Linked DNA regions of Homo sapiens: regions 2 and 3 are each linked to region 1. The links are chromatin contacts, found by Hi-C or POLR2A ChIA-PET in ENCODE. All regions are on one chromosome and are shown on one strand. The core of a region is the stretch at or near the end of the contact, and the rest is flanking DNA. Distances in the headings are between cores, read along the strand shown.

The links. Hi-C counts contacts between places; a loop is a spot of excess contacts on that map. ChIA-PET counts read pairs that join two places held with the same protein, here RNA polymerase II (POLR2A). Pooled maps may share reads with other maps.
Region 2: a pooled map of gastrocnemius medialis shows a loop between it and region 1 (7-fold over the local background). The contact joins the enhancer-like site here to the promoter of TP63 in region 1. A Hi-C loop is called at or near these places in 1 of 168 maps with a recorded cell type or tissue (gastrocnemius medialis) and 4 of 50 pooled maps. POLR2A ChIA-PET finds 5 or more read pairs at or near these places in 2 of 52 experiments (GM12878 and PC-9).
Region 3: a loop to region 1 is called in a map of GM12878, with 2.7 times the contacts of the local background. The contact joins the enhancer-like site here to the promoter of TP63 in region 1. A Hi-C loop is called at or near these places in 1 of 168 maps with a recorded cell type or tissue (GM12878), 10 of 37 single-sample maps with no recorded cell type and 7 of 50 pooled maps.

What each region holds. Positions count from the first base shown.
Region 1 is chr3:189,629,572-189,633,326 of GRCh38, reverse strand. TP63 (tumor protein p63) reads right to left here and starts at 1,938. Exons shown (of 14, transcript NM_003722.5): 1 at 1,750-1,938. The coding sequence starts at 1,811. RefSeq lists a cis regulatory region at 2,411-2,421 and a promoter at 1,814-2,623.
Region 2 is chr3:189,811,499-189,815,671 of GRCh38, reverse strand. All of the region lies in intron 4 of TP63 (tumor protein p63), which reads right to left. Among named protein-coding and RNA genes, the nearest start is that of MIR944, 16 kb to the left of the region's middle. Within about 2 kb of position 1,556, at least 2 of the 41 ENCODE cell types and tissues checked have a DNase peak (open chromatin) inside an H3K27ac peak, as active enhancers do; they include gastrocnemius medialis, where a contact is called at or near this core.
Region 3 is chr3:189,391,379-189,395,443 of GRCh38, reverse strand. No RefSeq gene overlaps it. Among named protein-coding and RNA genes, the nearest start is that of TPRG1-AS2, 150 kb to the right of the region's middle. RefSeq lists an enhancer at 627-836. Within about 2 kb of position 1,648, at least 7 of the 41 ENCODE cell types and tissues checked have a DNase peak (open chromatin) inside an H3K27ac peak, as active enhancers do; they include GM12878, where a contact is called at or near this core.

The DNA.
Region 1 (3,755 bases), core at 689-3,188:
GAGTGATGAAATAATCTGTACAACAAACCCCCATGACACAAGTTTACCTGTATAACAAACTTGCACTTGTACCCCTGAACTTAAAATAAAGGTTAAAAAAAAACCAAAAATACTATGATTGCTTAGAATATTACAGTATGTCAAAAACTGAGATGACATTTGCTTCATGAACTAATAGATCGTCAAGGTAATATAAAAAGTAGTTTCTCTATTTCTTTATATTTATAGGCCTCTCTTATCATTAGAAATGCTTCTAGAGAGGTATGTATGCAGGATTGAAGTGTGGGTTATTAGTCAATAGAAGGAAGTTTCTTCTAAAGCTTCCCTGGTTCCAAGTACCTAGTTTAGGAGAGATGCCCTCAAGAGTAGCATTACACAGTTACTATTTCATCACAATTATCTTCTTAGAACTATTATTTCCAAAGATGTTTAATGGAATAGATAATTTTGAGATTAGAAACAATTTTGAGAACCAGAAAATCTTTGGTGTTTTTCTTTTTAATCAACCCAATCCTCAACTGCAGCTAGATCTAATTTTCACATTATACAAGAACATAAATCCTAGAGCCATTTATTTGTGCTAATATTGTTGTTTGTGGTAAACAGCAAGACACGAATCAAGCCACCACCAACAAATTCCACTGAAACCTTGGAGACCCCAAACTTGCTTCCCCTCTCTCTTTTTTCACCCTTTTCTTTTTATCTCCTTTATTCTATTTATCTTTCTGCCTTGCTCTTTCTCTTCTGCCTTTTCGCACAACCCACCAGAAACCTCACAGGAAGAGAAACAATCTACATAGCTCACATTAGTGTTCTACGTTGTAGCAAATCACGTTAAAGGAAGATCACAAATCTTTCACACTCTACTAGTCTACAGTAAGTGAGTCCTGCCCAGAGAGAGCAGAATCTGCTTCTAGTATCAAGCTCCAACAGACACAGGTGGTAAATGGCAAGTTAACCCTTTGTAACCTCACCATTTTCAACACGCAAAGGACCTCTCTCATTAGTCTTATAAAATAAAGTACGAAATCTCATGCTGTTAAACTAACATCACATTGCTACATATGACTTGAATATCTCCCATAACTTTATGACTGGAAAAACACTGTTCAGATTTCATTTACCAGTTTAAAAATAGCAAAGTCTAATTTGAAGCACATACACAATTGTGCACCCTCACTAATATTCTCTCTTAGTACTAGGCAAATGTTTCTAAATAAAATTTACTACAATCACAAGCTTTAAAAGTCAGATTTGTCAAAAGATTTTCATTATCAAACATACCAAAAAATATTCCTTATAAAATGCAATGACAAGCCACAATCTGTTTGGTACAACAATGGCTAGTTATCTATTTCTTAATGTATAAATCAAAATTATTTGGTGTTTATTTTGACTTGAAGATTATCCATACATTATTATATCCCTGCCCAGTGAAATTTCTTATTGAGTGAGTAGGTGCTGAACAAGGCAAATAATATATTTTAAACATTCTTAAATGGCGTGATAATTTTTTTTAAATGGGAAGATTCGCTTCAAATTTTTTCACTTTGTAGATCCAAATATCAACCAAAAAAGACATTCAGAAAATATGTCCACAGACCACTTTAAGTCCACAGAAAGTCCAAAATAATATCACTGTGCTGACTAAACAAGGAGGAATTGTTCTTTGTACACAGCTGACACATTCATAATACACAAGGCACTTCAATTAAGTTTTGAGAGAAGTTATGTCACATTCAAACTCACCGCTGGATGTAAGGGTCAGGGCAGTACTGTAGGGTGGCACACCGTGAAGTTTCAAAATTCATTTCCTTCAACTGTCTTTGATATCAACGAACGGAGAACAATTATATAAAATATACACATATACCTGTGTATATATAGATATAAAGCCGGGAGGCTAAAAGCAATAGGGTCAAATGCTATCAGACATAGAAGTTTAGGCACTTCTCTCCTTCATACATATTTGCAAAGAGGCGGAGCGTTTCTTGATTTTAGCCAATGAGATTCATCAATTGACTAAAACTTCATAAACACTCGATTCTTACCAGCTGGGCATCCTCTCTACTGTTGTTCTTCCCCCTCTCTCACGGCTTCAGAGTCCTTGACGTATAGTAGCCACACTTGTTGTTGGCAATTTGGAGCTGGAGGCATCTCTGAACTTCTGATCTCTGTCGTGATTGGATGCTGGCATGAATGGCATCAGAGTTTAATTTCAGCAGCCTGGACTTTTGTAACTGAACTGAGCTGATGAGTGTCCACCCTGCTCCAGCTACATAACACTTCCTTGTATCTGGATACTGGTTTGATTTGAGGATTTCTGTGACTATTTCTGGGGCTAAAATGTTTTGTAGAGCTGCTTAGGGAAGTTTTGTTTTGTTTTGTTTTTTCATCTATTTCCCTCCCTCCCCGCCCTTCAGTTTCCCTTTCAGCCAACCGCCTGTTGTGGTCACAATCTCAAATAGCAAAGACAGGGAAATTCCTTGATTATATTTAACTTAGAACTCACTCTTCCTCTCAGCTAAGAGAAAGAGATATCCCTTTCACATCCCCTTAGAAGCTTTGCCTGACCCGAATAAAAGAAAATAACCTTTATTGAGTTAAATATCCTACCTCAAACACATGCACATGTACTTACATATAATATAGTAATTTTCTTAAAGATATTAAAATTGGAAATAATATATTATTGTAGAATATTCTGAAGTGCACAAATTATTTCAAATTGCCTGTTAATAAAAATATTCTAGTTTATTTTAATCTCTCAGTCGGCTCCACTCTATTCTTTATGTCTTACAGTTTTTGCTGTTTTTGGTTTTGCTTTGACTTGACCTACTTCGAAAGGAAACCATAAAATTGTTCATATATTCCCAAATCAGTGTAATATCAGGAAAGTCTACACACAAAATAATTTATTTCCTTTCTGAATATGGGCTGTAAACTTATCCTGGTTTTGTGGATTTGGAAATTGAATGAAATATGATTCAGAAGCTCAGTTAGGATAGACTCCAACAGGGGGAAAAAAAACCACTCTGTGTATCTAACGGTCACTAACATGGTGAGTTCACATCTTCCCTTCACCCCCTAGTCACAGGACACACCTGTAAATAGGTGACATCAGTAGATGTCAAAGTTGTGAGACAATCTAAAGCCCTTTCAGAGAAATTTGACATTTCCCTGTAAGTAAATCTAACTCAAAATGTGTTTCATAAAAATATTTTATTTGTTGCTTCAGCCAGGATGGAAGGGAGAAGCTATTTAAAACTTGACATTCTCTTCCTTTACTTAGCCCGAGAGCGGCTAACATCTGTGAATTGTGAAATTCACAAACAGGCCAGCCTGAGCCCCAGCCAAATCAAACAGCTTGCTCCACAAAATGTAAAACTTAAAGGGAAGATTGCTTAACTAATTAATTATAGATTTGTTAATTGCAGTTAAAGAGTTTGGCTTTCTTCCCTGCTATTAGCAAATATAGATGACCTAAATAGAAGGTTCTGAAATTAAAAATAATCAATTTCCTGTGACCACAGCCAAGTGATTCCATTTATAATGAAAGGTGGAGTGAAGATTTCTAGTGCAGAGCTTCTCAAGTTTTAATGTGCCCGTGAGGCACCTAGAAATCTTGTTAATGCAGATTCTGGTTCAGTAGGTCTGGGGTGAGGCCTAAGACTCTGCATTTCTAACACGTTCCCAGGTTACTTGATGCTGCTGGTCCTTGGACCACACTTTGGAGTGGCGAGCCCTAGTGTTCC
Region 2 (4,173 bases), core at 307-2,806, 180 kb before region 1:
TGCAGCCTGTGTACTGTTTTGTTTGGCCTGTAGTGTTTTACAACTTTTTTTTGAATTAGTATCATCATTTTAAGATATGAAGATATTACATGCAAACCCAGGTTTCTAGTTACTCTTTTAAAAATTAATATTTAAGAGTTAATATTGTGATAATTAATTTAATATTTTAAATATTTTAATACTAGGTCTACTTTCCCCTGTGACAACAGTCTGGGATTGTAAAGCAGATGTCCTTGTAGATACAGTATATAAGCTCTTTTGCCACAGTTTCTGTACTTATCATTCGGCTCATTTATGCTACCTCCCTGACTCCAATGACATTTGGGTTTGCTACCTCTAAAGCAGCCCATTATTATTCACCAAAGTGATTTGTTACATGAAAAGGTTGTGATAATTTAATCCTGATAAAAATTTCCACGGTGATTGATATATATCATGTTCTCCATATTAATTTATGGAGAAGAGTGAAGCTATAGTAAAAAAAAATAAAGAAAGATACCATGTAGCTGATGATACCTACAAAACCAAATTAACTAACAATAATAACATAAATGAAGGAAAAAAGAGAAGGAGGGAGTAGAAAGAAGGGGGAGAAGAAATGCGGGAAGAGGAGAAGAATAGGGAGAAAGAAGAAAAGGGAAAAGCAGAGGATTTTTGCTGTTACTCTTTGTAGTAGGAAAAGAAATATAAGCTTTATTTAAATTATTCATTTTTAAAATCAATAGTTTTTATAATGTTCACATGCAATAAATCAAGATCAGTTTAATGTTAAATAGACACTCCACGGTGCAGTGAACAAATCACTCAAAATAGTATGGGAGGCTGATAAGCCTTAGATTAGATTAAACTGGCTCATCACGAATACGTTAACCTAGAGTCAATCTAAAACTCAGGCAAGAACGCTGATTCAGTTATTCTGCTCTGGATGAGGGAACAACTCTTCGGAAGCATGCCTTACAATGAATATTCATTTTAAATCCAAAACCTAGAGGTAAGTTACTTGAACCATCACCAAAAATCTCTAAGCACTTTATTTAGTACATTCTTCCTCAATACTCTGTGAACTAAGAAATAGTTTAGATAACAGATTAATATGCTCAATGCTATTATTTTCTTCATCATGGGAGTGGCACAAAAAGGCACCTGATACACATCTCACATAATTTATGAAACAGCTATGGCAAGAAGTAAAAATTATCTTGTTATGATAAACACGAACACATGTACCAGTGGCACGAGCTACTGACTTCTGCCCCTCACCAATAAAATCTAACAGCCACTGAATTGTAAGATTAGATCAAGCCCCAGATGAGACTCAGACTTTAATGGGGGAAGTGCTTCCACTGTGAAAGAAAACTGATAAATCCTATTTACCATCGAAGAGTTTGTCTGTACATCTTGTCCTTTGATGGGCTATTCTTAAGAGTCTCTAAATTCCAGAGGGCCACGCAATTGGCTGGGTTGCATTAGATTTCTGCAGAGCTGGCAGCCTTTTTCTAAAAGTCTTACATTACAGGTAACCTGATGACAGGGAGGGTGGGCCGCAGGCGCGCATCTCAGCCTGCCTGCGGAGCCAAAGGGAGTGAGCTTGCGAGACCAAGACCCATATGCTGGGATCAATGGAACTCTCCCGGGAACTGGCTGTTCCCCTTTCAAACGCCACCTCCCTAATCTCTCCACTTGCTCAAGTCAAATTCTCCACAGCTCTGAACATGACACGAAGCTGGCATGGTTAAGAAAGGCAAAGGAAGAACACTCTCTATAAATCATGGGTGAAGGCTACAGGGAACAAATTCACGGGCAGTTAACAATCAGAGTCAGAATTGAGGGCTCCTGCTGGGAACTACAATTGTTTCCTTTAATTATGAGAGAAAAAAAGTTCCTTCCCATTTATTAAAGGTTTACTGTGTGCTGGACATTGTGCTGGGCACTAGATCAGGGAGTCTGCCATACAAGACCTTGAGGTCAATGACAGGAGAAAGATACAACAGCAAAAAGTGATCCTATGTCCCAAGGGTAGGGTCCTTACTTCAGTCTGAACACAATTTAAAAAACAAAACAATGCAAAAAAAAAAACAACCTGAGGATTTTCATGGCGTATGCACACAGAGAGTACTCTCGTGTCATGAGCGGTGAAAAATAGCTCTCCAACTGGCAAAGGTGTGTGAGGCCAATAATCAAGACAGACTGAACTATGTTCACCAAGAAGCCTCATCACTAGAGGGGAGCACAAAGAAACACCGCCCCTACAAGTGGGGTTCCTTACCAGGACTCTCAATTCTCAAGCAGGTGCCACAGAAAGCTTTCTTTTTCCCTCACCAGCAACTCCCAAAGCTTTCCTTATCAGTACAGAGAATTCTTTCTAATGGCCGTATGGTTATTGCTTATAACATGCCATCTAGTTTTTCACGGGTGACTGATCAGGTTGCTTCCAGTAGTTTGTCATTATACATTAATATCTTGAGTCTGCCATAAGTAAGGCCCACTGTTATTCCTTAACACAAAGAATACAAAAAGGCATTCCCATCATGAAGCATCAGATTAAAAATGAGGAACGAATGTCAAAAATCAACAGGTTCTTAAATCTGGAAAGGGCCTCTCCTTGCACTGGCAAGGAGAGCCTACATCTGCTTGGGCAGGCTTCGGAAAGCAGCAGAGCCAGCCTGCAGAAGTCTGCATGCAGGAGAGGCTGTTATCACCCTATACCATCTATTCATATATTTGGATAGTGGATAGTATCACAGTCCCTCTATAAAGTATGCATGTTAATAGCCCAAAAGCTTTAAGAAAAAACATTAGTTGAAATTTTATTTTTCATTCTCTCAAATGAGTACCTTTAGTACAACTAAAGGTACTAAAGTTTTGTCGAAGCCTCAACAAAACTACAATGAACTCACGAACCGAAGAAATTCAAATTCAGACCCAATAAACACTTGGGAGCATATGAGTAGCTAGGTGCTAATAGGTATGTTTACATGAAGTAATCCTCATGATAAGGAAAGTATTAATGTTCCCATTTGTTCCCATTTGTAGGTGAGAAAAGTGAGGTTTAGAGAGATTGAATTTTTGGTGAAAGCCCCATATGCTGTTAGTAAGTTTCCGAGTTGAAATCTGAATTTAAGTTTCTTGCCATCTCCACACTACCATTCTTTCAACTGTCCTATGATTAACGATTCCCAACTACAATGCTAGACCAGCACTACATTATATTAAATGATAGGCCTCTGTAACTAGTATCAATTAAATTGTGGAAATAAGAAAATCTGAAACTAAAGTAAACGTTGGTTTGTCGTGTATGTATGTGTGTGTGAAACAGAGAAGATGAAAAATGTTGTCTTATTTTACTTCATTTCATTGAAAGAAGTTTAAAATAAATACCATATTTTTGTAGAACTGGAAACATAATCACATTTGTTATTTAAAACACAGAAACGCAAAGGAAAAATGCACATATACTTTAAATATATTAGCTATATTTTGACAGTAATCCTGAGGGTAAAACCAGAAAAGTTAAAAAAGAAAACTTGACATAAAAGGATTGCAAGTGATAAAATGGTACTAAAAATATTTTTATTAAAGAATTACCAGAAGACTATGCGATAAGCATGATCTCCCCCTAATGACAGCAGCTTCTGTTTCTTTCAGTTTGTGGGCAGTTCTAAAATGCAGCATTTTATTTTGAAAAATTGCTCTAAAATGCACAAATGCCTAAGAAATAGGTGTTGTATAATAAGGCACAAAAAATTTCTTTACCAGTTGGACTCTGGGACATAAGAGGCAAGCTCCAAACTACACAGGCACTGCCTGCTCCTGTATGCCCCTCCCTGGTCTCAAACCAGAGGAGAAACAGTCTAACTAGGATGGTGGAGAGACTTGAATTAGGGTGAGGGAGGCCTGGATTCTTCCCCATCCTTGGCTGGTTATTAGCCATGTGACCTTTACATCTTCAAGTTTCCTCATCTATAAAACTGGGGATTACAAACTTGGTTATGAGGCTCAACTAAGATAAATATATGAAAAAATACTTTTTAAAATGGGAAGTCTGTGTATAAACATGAGGATATATAATTTGGCTCAAAGAATTAGAAGCTAAGATGCAGGTATCCATGACGAAGAACTTACATCTTTTTAGGTGATCTCAGTAGCTGCTCAGATAAGGGTTCAAGTGCCCTA
Region 3 (4,065 bases), core at 399-2,898, 240 kb after region 1:
GTAATTTATTGGTACTGCATCACTAATCCAGCCCATGTTAGGGTCAGGATGACAATTAAAATGCTATTGCAACCTTTCACAGAAAAAAAATGATGTGGGCCAAATCTAAGGGCATAAAATTGAGATTAAAAAGACAATTTAAGGATATTGAAGAGGCAGAATCGATAGAAATTAGCAAACATTTGGAGGTGCAGAGGCTGATGAAGAAGAGAGTTGAGGCTCACTGAGAAATTTTTGGCAGAGGCAGCTTGATGAACAAAAAGTCTTGCTAAAGGATAACTTTAATTTGATCATCCTTGAAATTGCAGAATGATATAATTAAATTAAGGGATACCAAAGCATAAGAGAAGTGGAACTGAAGCTTCATAATGAAAGTTTTATCTACACTTCCTTTGTGAATTACGCTTTAACAAAATAAGAGCAACTCTGAATTTTCTAAACGTTGACTTTCCCCAAGTAACAGAATGACCACTGTCAACTCTGACAATCCTAGTTTGACTCGGAGCCTGATATGTCAATTTTCCTTGCCGTGAAGACTCAGATATGTAATTTCTTTCTAAACATTGTGAATAATTAATTCTGTCTGACTAATGACCCAAGATTGGGTAAACGAGAAGAAGAGGAACATTTACTATATAATAGATTAAGTGAGGTCAAGCAAATATGTTTAATGTGAACACCTGCTATTCCACACATAATGAGTTATTTTAGAAGTTTCAAGTTGAATGAGCATAAAAGCCCCTGCGGAAACAGAAATATCTCCACCCAAAACGGTCTCTCTTCTTGCTACACTCTGGGATCTTGCTCTGTTGCTGAAAATGAGCTAAACACAAATGTGACAGTGTACTGTTGGCATTATTCACGTACAGTACAGAACATTATTAAAATGTGATCTTTGCCCTTCCTTCTTTCTCTACATTTGTTCATACCCCAACCTATCTTCTGCTTCATCCACAATTTCAACCAAGCTCCAGAATTCAGCTGTATAGGCTTTGTTTGACTTGAAGGCACTGTTTTTCAGAAAGCTTCTTATACCTGGGCCACACTTTACCTGTGAGGAGTCTCAGCACAGATTGCTGGGTTACTGGGAAGGCCCAGGACTGAAGATCAAGGGATCTGAACTACCATTTTTCCATCTCCCCTCATCTCAAATTTTTATTTCTTAAATTGGAAACAGTCATTACTCAGCTGCTACATCATAGTAAAAACTAAATAGAATTATATTTTAAGATATATTTTGTAAGCTTAAAATGCTATACAAATGTGAGAGATTAAAATTGTCATCCAAGCTTTCTTAGCCAGTTTATATACTTTGTCTTAATTATATTAAAGTTAACTTCACTGTCTTCATTTGTATTATGGGGATAAAAATATTGCATTACCAGAGTGGTTAAAAGAACAAAATGAGTGTTGCACAAGTCTTGGATGTATTAAATGTTAAATAAAAGGTGGTACTCTCGGTAGAAGTACTGGTATTATCAATATTATTCTTATCGATCCATTGCAAAGCAATTGGTGTTTGATCCTAGCCTGTCTACAGGACACAAACGCCCTGGTTGCTGAAGACTCTGCAGAATAGATTGCGCAAAGGATATGATGCAATTGCACAATGTATGTGTAGTAGTACATTGCTCATTTAAATAATAAGTGCAGCCCAGGTCATGGCCTTTGCTTTGTACTAGTACAGCATTACCCTCTGCTAATACGTAAAGCTTTATGAGGCAGCAAGGCTAATCTTTCTTAGGCTCTTAGCCTCAATGAAATGAGGGCTCAGACAGTATCCTGTGTGCATTTTAAGCCATCACTGTCAGTGAACTTAAGCTGTTACTTCTGCCCCTTCCCCTGAAGATGGGGTTGCTACAGGCAAGTAAGTATCATTACCATTTCAGGTATGAGAAATGCTTAGCCTGCCTTTGATTTTAGATCCTAGAACCTGAGAACTGAACAAAACTCTAGAGGTCATTTGGCTCAACCCATTAACTGTCCAGAAGATGAAAGTAGGCCCAGAGAAAAAGTGACTTGCCAAAGGTTAAACAGCTTTTATCAATGCAGAAACCAGGCAAGATTTCCTGACTCCCATCTAGGGCTTGCTTGCTACTTTATTCTTCACTAGTTTAATTTGGTCTCCATTGGCCAAGACCACCTCATTGCTGGCTTTCTGAGGCCAAGCACCTGGGTGGTTTCTTATCTGAGTATTGGACTGCAGCCAGGCATGTGAATGGACAGGGATGGCTGACTCAGACTTTGGAACACTTCATGCCTAAGGGGTAAGGTACAGCCTTAAAGAAGGGTGTGGGCTCTGGGCGCTTCCCCATACCTCCAAAGTTGTGTCAGCATGACTGGCTGAGTAAGGGGGAAGGAGCATGGTCTCATCCTGCAGGGCTCCAGCTAATAGATTCTGGGACGTAGAGCAACTTTGATTACTTAGCCAACTTGGGATATGTTTAACACAGGTAAACAGAGCAGTGAACTAGCAGGGAGACAGTGCAGAAAGAGTGAAAAAGCTTTCTTATTATTCATGCATTTATTCATTTTTGCAAGAGGTATTTATTACACAAATATTCCAGTCTACACAACCAAGTAATATGACCCATATTCTCAAAAATTTTATGGTGAAACATGAGAGATGGCAACTAAAGAGCCAGGCTTTGGCCAGGCGTGGTGGCTCACACCTGTAATCCTAGCACTTTGGAAGGCTGAGGCGAGTGGATCACCTGAGGTCAGGAGTTCAAGACCAGCCTGGCCAACATGGTGAAACCCCGTCTCTACCCAAAATACAAAAATTAGCCAGGTGTGGCGGCGGGCGCCTGTAATCCCAGCTTTACGGGAGGCTGAGGCAGGAGAATTGCTTGAATTCAGGAGACAGAGGTTGCAGTGAGCCGAGATTGCGCCATTGCACTCCAGCCTGGGTGACAGAGGGAGACTCTGTCTCAAAAAATAATAATAAATAAATAAATAAGCCAGATTTTATGCAGTGAGATATGTGCCGTAACAGTGGTGAACACGAGGCATTGTAGAAACTCCAAAGAAGGCTGTATTGGGTGTGTTTGTATTGTGCATGTGTGTGGTGTTCAGGAAGGCTTTCCTGGAGGTGATGTCTGAGCTGAATCTTTAAAGATGCAGAAGGGATATAATGTCAGAGGTGTGAGAAAGCATGGTTGTTCTGGAAAATGGGTAATTCAATATGGCCAGAGAATGGAATCAAAAGTAAGGATTATTACAAGACGCTTGGCATGTCACTTTTAACTGGTAAAAATGGTCCACTTCACCTTGCTACTGAGCAAACAGAAACTTAGGGGGATTAAGCCATTCTCCCAAGACTACCAGAGATATCAAGCACCAAACCAGGATTAGCTCAGATCTTCATTTTTCAAATGCCTTTTATACTATAAACTCCGAAGAAAATATTTAAAATTATCTCCAAGGCTTCCTCAACTTAGAGAAGAAGGAGTAGTTTGGAACTGAAGTCCCATTTTCTTATGGAAACCATGGCATATATGTTGGTTCAGGATCCAAGTTTGTCCTGCACAAAGCAACTCAGCCCATAATGTACCTATAATACTTTACAAAAATAATTACAGTAACTGGCTGTCAAATATAACCAAGTTTGTATAAGAAAATGTGCTTCAATTTGGAATGCTTGAAAAATCTCACCCTCCCGAAGTGGGAGATAGACACTTGCAGATCCTGATTGACAGGGCCCAGGAAACCAGGGAGGATGAATATCCATGAAGAACATGACCATGGGATCCTGGGGACCTGAAAATTGTGGGGCCGAACATCTTTTCTAGGACAAATTCCCCAGGGACACCTTGCAGCCTGCAGTCTTTTGTCTTCTTATCATTTCTTTTCTTCAGAAAACCCTTCCATGATGCCACCCAAGATGTGGGACTATGTTTTTCTCCTCTCTGATGTCCCATAGATCCTTCCTGCCTGCCTGACACAAGCACCAAAAACTTTGGAAGTTCCATTAAAGACTAGAAACTATGAAAAGTTAAGGAATAAAAAGATATCTGGCCAGGTGTGGTGGCTCACGCCTGTAATCCCAACACTTTGGGAGGCAGA